Linked DNA regions of Homo sapiens: region 2 is linked to region 1. A link is a contact called in ENCODE Hi-C data. All regions are on one chromosome and are shown on one strand. Each heading gives the region's core, a stretch centred on a gene start or an enhancer-like site at or near the end of the contact. The rest is flanking DNA. Distances are from core to core; before and after follow the strand shown.

The links. A loop is a pair of places that touch in the nucleus more often than their neighbours do. Pooled maps may share reads with other maps.
Region 2: a loop to region 1 is called in a pooled map, with 5 times the contacts of the local background. The contact joins the enhancer-like site here to the promoter of CTB-30L5.1 in region 1. A Hi-C loop is called at or near these places in 3 of 168 maps with a recorded cell type or tissue (B cell, endothelial cell of umbilical vein and naive thymus-derived CD4-positive, alpha-beta T cell), 4 of 37 single-sample maps with no recorded cell type and 12 of 50 pooled maps.

What each region holds. Positions count from the first base shown.
Region 1 is chr7:106,597,460-106,601,330 of GRCh38, forward strand. CTB-30L5.1 (a long non-coding RNA gene) reads right to left here and starts at 1,388. Exons shown (of 4, transcript NR_187788.1): 1 at 1,295-1,388. RefSeq lists an enhancer at 1,497-1,546.
Region 2 is chr7:106,729,635-106,733,159 of GRCh38, forward strand. No RefSeq gene overlaps it. Among named protein-coding and RNA genes, the nearest start is that of LINC02577, 44 kb to the right of the region's middle. RefSeq lists an enhancer at 1,806-1,855. Within about 2 kb of position 1,722, at least 5 of the 41 ENCODE cell types and tissues checked have a DNase peak (open chromatin) inside an H3K27ac peak, as active enhancers do; they include endothelial cell of umbilical vein, where a contact is called at or near this core.

The DNA of each region.
Region 1 (3,871 bases), core at 138-2,637:
CGTACTGGCATACTTGTTTAAAATATACCTATTGTGCGGATCAGTAAGCTATAACTTCTGCAGGATTTATATGTCAGATAGCTCATTTTTGTCAACCCTCCAACCAAGCTTTCTGAAGAATTACTTCAACTCGTTCTTCACTGTCTACTCCAAATTAAATTCCAAATGGAAAAATATTTTGATATAAACCAATCTATAAACTTCCAGAAAAAAACATGGGGAATTATTTTTATACTCCAGAGTGAGAAAGACCTTTCTCATTAAGCTCAGATGTTATAATGAAAAAGAAGGATCATTTTTACTATGTTAAAATTTATGTATGGAAAAAATAATGTCAAAGACAAATAAAAACTTGGGAAAATATTTGCCCCACCCATAGCATGCAAAAGGCTAATTTTCATTATACATTCGAGAGTTATTTCAAAAAAAAATCATGAACAGAGCACACAAACAGAAAATTCACCAGAAAATAAATATAAATGGCATAAAAATATAAAAAGATATTCAACCTTAAAATTTTAGATGGTAATTTAAAATAAAATGAAATATCACTATTCATTTACTGGACAAAAATCTTTGCTAATGCACAGTATTGATGAAAGGAGAGAAAGAGACACTTCCAGACAGTGAATAGACAAATTGGTACATCTTCTTTGGAGGACAATTAAAAATGATACTAGTAATAATAATATAAATAGCTTACTTTTTTTGAGTATCAGCTATGTCAGATAGACGTTCTATGTGTTTCAGATATTCTAACTCATTTACTCCTCATAACAACCAAATGAGGTAGTTTCTATCACTATCACTATGAGAACACTAAGGCACAAAATGATTAAGAAACTTGTTCAAGATCACATGTCTAGTAAATGGAGAAGCTGAGATTCAAACCCAGAAAGTCTGGAAAATTCAACTTAAAACACCACACCACCACACACACACGCACACATGTTAACTACGGGTTGTAATAGATGTGTTAATTAATTTGACTGTAGTAATCGTAGTAATCAGTATCCAGTGTACATATATGTGTATCACATCAACATGTTGTACACCTTGAATATATATATACTTTTTATCTGTCAATTAGATATTTTTAAATTAAATAAACCAAGCTTGACAACACCCATAAAAATTCAAAAATTTTATACCCATTATATTCATTAGGATTAGATTTAGGTACTTGACATAGAAAAGAAAATAACTGTTGCTTAAACGAGGTAAAAGTTAATTTCTCTCCCAAATAAATAAAATCTGGAGGTATATAGCTTAGAACTGGCAGGGCAGCTCTTACCCTATAAAGTCCTCAAGAACCTGGCTCCTTCCAGCTCCCCACTCACCACCAAAAGGGTGTGGCCCTAGGCAGCATGTGAAGTACAAAAACGAATAAAGAATAGAGGACAGAAGGCACTTGTCATCTGTCTCTCAGAGAAGTTTTTCAGAAGCTGTCACGCGACACTTCCCGTTCCACTGCTCTAGCTGCAAAGGAGGCTGGGAAATGTAGTCTTAATTCTGGGCCGCCATTTGCACAGCTTTGCATTGTATTACCATGGAAGAGGAGGAGAAGGGAGATTGAGGGACATGTGGCCAGCTCTTTCCTTCCTGCTGACACCACAATTCAACTTCTAGGAAAATTTCTACTAGATTAATGGCACATTTGTGTAACAACATATTACACTGATTATTCCCCATTTATCCTTCCTCTCCCTGCCTACCCTGTACCTTGCAGACTGACCTCCATGGACTGCATCACCTGGGCTTCCCCAACCTCTGACTTCCACTTCTATTCAGCAGCTGGAAGAACCAGCAGAAAACCAGAGAGCAAAAGGAGATAGCAGTCAGGGTATTTATTCCTCTTGCTCCTACTCTGATGGCTGCAGTTTGGCTACTGGCTCCATTCCTCACCATGTGGCTGTAGCTCCGTTTGGCTGGCCTCTCTCCCACAGCCATGGTCTCACTGGCTTCTAGTAACACTGCTCCCTCCCCTTATCCCTTCATGCCTGGGGTGGTGAAGGCTTGTCACTGTTGGGAGTTCCTGAATGTTTAGCCATTTATTGCTGGTTCTATTCATCCTGCCAGCACCTGTGTAAATAGTACCTCCATGACTAAACTCGTCAGGTAAGCTTGGGATGTGCCATCTGCTTCTGCTGGACCCTGATTCATACACATACGTGCAAGGACTTTCATTACAGCAGTGCTTGAAATAGTAATAGACCAAAACAAATTAAATATTTATCAATAGGGAACTGATTAAATATCATGCAGTTATAGTAGTAATATAATGTAGCAGTTTAATAAATAATGGTGCACTATCATGTACACTTAAAAATTTGCTAAGAAGGTAGACCTCAAGTTATGTGTTCCTACTGCACTAAAATAATAATAATGTCTTTATGAGCTAAAATAGAGAGCTCTTGATGATAGGATGCTACCAACTGTATATTAAAATATAGATATAGATGTACAGTTAGGTTTGGATTTAGATATATTTGCATGGTGTGTTATAAATGTATATGTAATATGCATTTCTATACTTAAAGGTTTTTAAGGAAAAGACTAGAAACTGAGACTGGTGGTCACCTCTGGGAAAGAATAATGGAGAATAGGGTAGGAAAGAGCTTTACTTTCATTGAATATCCTTTTATACTATATGAATTTTTACTACATATATATTACCTTAAAAAACTATTTAGAGAAAAAAATATTAATTTTCCTTAGGATACATATAATAGGGAAGCATACGAATAAGATAGTAGCATTCCTTTGAGATTCCATTACTATAAATCGGATTCCAATTTTCTCTCCCCACCACTGTCTGCCCTCTCGTAAACCCTCCTCCCATACGGGGGCACACCAAGGGCCCTCGCTTCTAATGAAGGGCAGTACCTCATCCCCTGGATCTACTGTGGTCCTTACTGTGCTCTCCCTATGCATTGGTGTCAATTAAGGGAGTACATGTTCTGTTCCAAAGCTGTAGGAAGTGCTAGAAACCAGGAAAATGAATGATCCCTGTCCTCAGAGAGATTATTTCCTATGGAGGGACATAAAAATGTAAGAGGTGTCAACAGGAGTGAATATAGAAATTGGAGACAGGGCACAGAGACGGTGTGGTCGATTGTAATCAGGGACTAAAATGCAGAACTGGAAGGATTTCCTGAGAGGTGAGAGAGGAATGTGGTGGCAATGGTAATAAAAGGAGAATGGGGTGCCCTCTGAAGACAAGCAAAATAGAGGGCATTTGAAGTAGCAGAAACAATGTAACTTGAAGCAGGACACTTAAGATAATTTAAGACTACTGATGGCAGATTAAAACGGGGAGCCAATCAGCTGAAGGTCATTGGTGTCATCATCATCCTGGAGAGAATCAAAAGGGAAGGGTAGAAGAATGGGTTAAGAATGTCTATTACAGTCATTATTCAGGAAAGAAAAATAAAGACTAGCTAAATGTTTGATTACTACTTTAGACTGCATTAAAATATGAGCATATTAAGATGTTGCATCAAAATGTTCTTGTGCCTTTTGAGGGGAAGACACATAGGCAAGAAATAATAGAGCACACTGGGGAAATTGCTGATAGTTCTTGAGGCATGACAAATAGCAAGGGAATAATAAGGCTGCAGAGGTGGGGGCAGTGGCTGTATGATAAAAGTCTTTTCTATCATCCTGGAACAGCCAGTATTTGGCTGGGCAGTGATGTAATCAGTTGTGCATGTTAGAGAGATTACTAGGAGTATGGAAGTGAGGCCAATTAGGAGACGGTGGCACTAATCCTGAGTGAAGGTGGAGAAAGGATAGGCACACAAGAAATGTTGATGCAGTAGAATCAGCAGAAGTTAGTTATTAGTTGAAGGACAGAGGTGAGGAAACAGGA
Region 2 (3,525 bases), core at 472-2,971, 130 kb after region 1:
GATACATGACACAGTGTGGATGAACCTTGAAAACGTTATGTTAAGTGAAAAAAGACAGTCACAAAGGATTATATATTGTATTATTCCATTATATTTAATGTCCAGAATATGGAAATTCACAGAGAAAGAAAGTAGGTTTGTGGTTTCCTAGAGCTAGGAGCAATGGGGGAATGAGGACGGATGGCCAAGGGATTTCTCTTTGTGGTGATGAAAATGATTTAAAATTTATTGTGGTGATGGTTGCACAACTCTGTGAAAATACTAAAAACCAGTGAATTGTACGCATTAAATGGGGAAATTGTATGTTATCTGAATTATGTGTTAATAAAAACTTTTTTAAATTATTGATTTAAGACTGAGTAAAAGAAGTGGTTATGGATATCAGGTTATGGGTTTAAATAAGGTCATTGGCTGAAGTCAAAAAGTTGAGGAAATTCCCAACTAGAAACCTCAACTTCCTCACTGAAATAGAAGGCAAATCCATCTGCCAAGTAGGAGTTTATAATCAGATAATGGTACATCAGAGGTAAAGACTGCAGAGGTGGTACAGTTCCAGGTGATGACAGGTTCCAAGGTGTGTCATGAAAGTGAGTGGCTAAGCTGGAGAAGAGGGAGAGGGGGTGGAGGCCCAGGAAGTGACAAAGCTTAATACACCTCACAAGTACTTGTTGAATTGAATGAAAGAATTACTTCCCCTGCCAGCACTGTATGATACATTAAGGCCTCAGTGTTACTTTAATCATCTTGGAAATTGTCACCATGTTTGCCCTAAGTAAGTTTCTTTCTTTTTCTACTAAATTTAGGGATAGGCGTATGAGTTTCAATGGAGACCATACTCAAGTTACCTCTCACCTATGGATGAAAAAAGGAAAGAAAAAGAAATTGGGGTTTTCTAAGTGTACTATGATTACACTGAGAGTATAAAAACTACTTAGGAGAATAAGCTTCTAGAAATTTAGAATGAAAACAATGCATACGCAAAACAATAAATAAGATACTAAACACAATTAACTACTGATTCAAGAAATTCACCTAAGACCTACTTTCTTTGTAGCCCCAAGTTCAGTAGAGTCAGAGGGAGGATTTCTGGGAACCCCAAACGCCTTTTCCTTGCATTCCCCCTCTGATCCAGAAGATCTTCTCAGGTCCCAGCTAATCTTTCCATTGAGGCCACCATTCTCTCACCTGTAGGGTCCCTATACCCCCCTATGTCATAGAAAGGTTTAGAGCTGAGCATCATCCCCCCATTTTCATTGCCCCCATACCAGTCCCCTCTACTAACACAAACATACAATGATAATAAAGGTTCAGGGCAAAATATAGAAACCTATCTATTTGTATTAAGCACAAAGGAATTTAATAAAGGAAATTGGGTGTTTACATATGAACTAGAATGGCTGGAGGAGCAGGCTCAAGGTTGGGCCCCCAGGAATAACTCCTAGAACAATGCAGAACTGACTATCCAGGCAAGCTACTTGCTCTGCAGCAATCAGGATGGTGAGTAGCCAGCAGGCTGACACTGGAACTTTTGAGTTCATGAACCCACAAGGATAGCTGTGTCCCAGGATCAGAAAGTCAGGATCGAGAAGCTACTGCTGCCACACCACAACTGCCTATAACCATCTATGAAGCTAATGTCTGAACACTAGAACACCACTTCAGAAAAACGTGAGATCTTGGAGATGGTCCAAGATCTTGTTCACACACAGAAAAACAGACAATAGAAGGAAGGTGGCTTCTGTTTCACTTCTGCTTTCTACATGTAAAACAAAGCGTATTTAATAAATTCATCCAAAGGAGTCAGGGAAACGTGGTTTCCAGCATTCAAAAAAAGAGCTGGAAATGGCTGAGTGCCAATCAGCTATATCCAGCATACAAACACACTATAAATGCATACATGTGCATATGTGTACACACACGATCCCAGATGACAAGATTATTGGCCCTTTTTGTTATGTGAATTTTTGTAATAACCCCAACAGAAAATAGAAAATAATACAAATGAGAAACATGGAAAATTACAAAAGTCCCAAAATTTCACATAGGCTATAGAGTCTTGGCCTCTACAGTCACTGGTTACCGACTTCCTCTAAGGAATTAAGTGCATGTCCTATGGGCAGCCCTGTGGTTTTAATTATCTTGAGGTTCAGGCTCACCAGTGCTCTCTAGTACTCAATAATAAGGAGTCTGACTCCATTGTTGATGTTTAACAGCTGACAGCTGTCAAGCCCTGCCACGCCTCCTTCCTTTTGTGCCCCACATCCAAGCAAGCTGATAAAAAAAAAAATTTAAAAAAAGAAAAAAGAAAAAAAGCCTTGGTGCTCCTTTGGCACCGATGGGAAATTCAAACCATACAAACGTTGGCCAGCATGAGGAAACCAGCAACCCAGCCTCACTCCCTAACTATTATAAAACCCCAAGCAGGGAGGTTTCCCCTCCCTGCTCTTTCAAGGCATTTTCAGATCTGCTTGGGAGCCTGCCCTGTTCCCTCTAGAAAACCTCATTACATGTGCAATAAACCTTCCATCCCCTCTTTGTGTATGTGTGGCATCATGAGTCTTGACATCTAAACCAAATTTTGTGTGGGAGGTCCATCTCACCACCGAGGGATACCACAAGAGGTTCCACCCCACAACTCGCCACCAAAACACTCCCATATCATACATTTCTGACCCCATCCTTTCTCCCTCATGATCCTTTCTCCTACCTACTGATACCGTCCAGGCAGAAGGGTGTGTCTCTTTGTATTCAGTGGAGACTTGGCTTCTCTGCAGGACAAGATTGGGTGAAGCTCAATTTGCCAGAGCTCTGCTTTGCCCAGCGAAGTTTCTTTCAGAGCACTTCCTCCCAAAGACCGTGTTAACCTTTCTCCCTATTGTCAAATCTTGATTATCGCCTCATGCCCATGTGAAACTCCCTTAGTTGATAATTTCATCCACAATTGCTTGCTGCTGTCGTTGGTGTCTGTTCTCTCTGCTCTGCTCTGCTCTTTTGGAGCTTTGATGCCTGGCTTAGCACCTTTGCCCACCTAAAGACTCCTTTGACCCTGGAATATGAGTGATGATACTCTCAAAGACATTTAATTTCAATGATATTCACCTTGCAAACTACTAACACCACCATCCTGCCTCTCATCACTGTCATCACTTTCAGCCGAGATTCAGACATCTCCAGTCATTTGTCTGCTCCCATACTTTCTTCTTAATACTGCTCACTTTGTCTGGTATCAACTGCCCTTAGACATCTTCATTTGGATAACTCCTTCTCATCCTACTGGACTCAGAGCTTTCTGTTCTTTGTCAGGGCTATCACTGCCTTTCTATTGTCCCCATTATACAAAATACATTAAAAATAACAGGAATTGTAAATTGGCATCTTACAGTCTGCCTCTGGCTAGAAGCTATATTTTATTTGGCCAGCAATGGGTTTTTGAAAAAACACATTTTTCCGAAAGAATTCAAAGCAGGATCTCAAAAAGATACTTGGATGGCCATGTTCCTTGCAGTATTATTCACAATAGCCTAG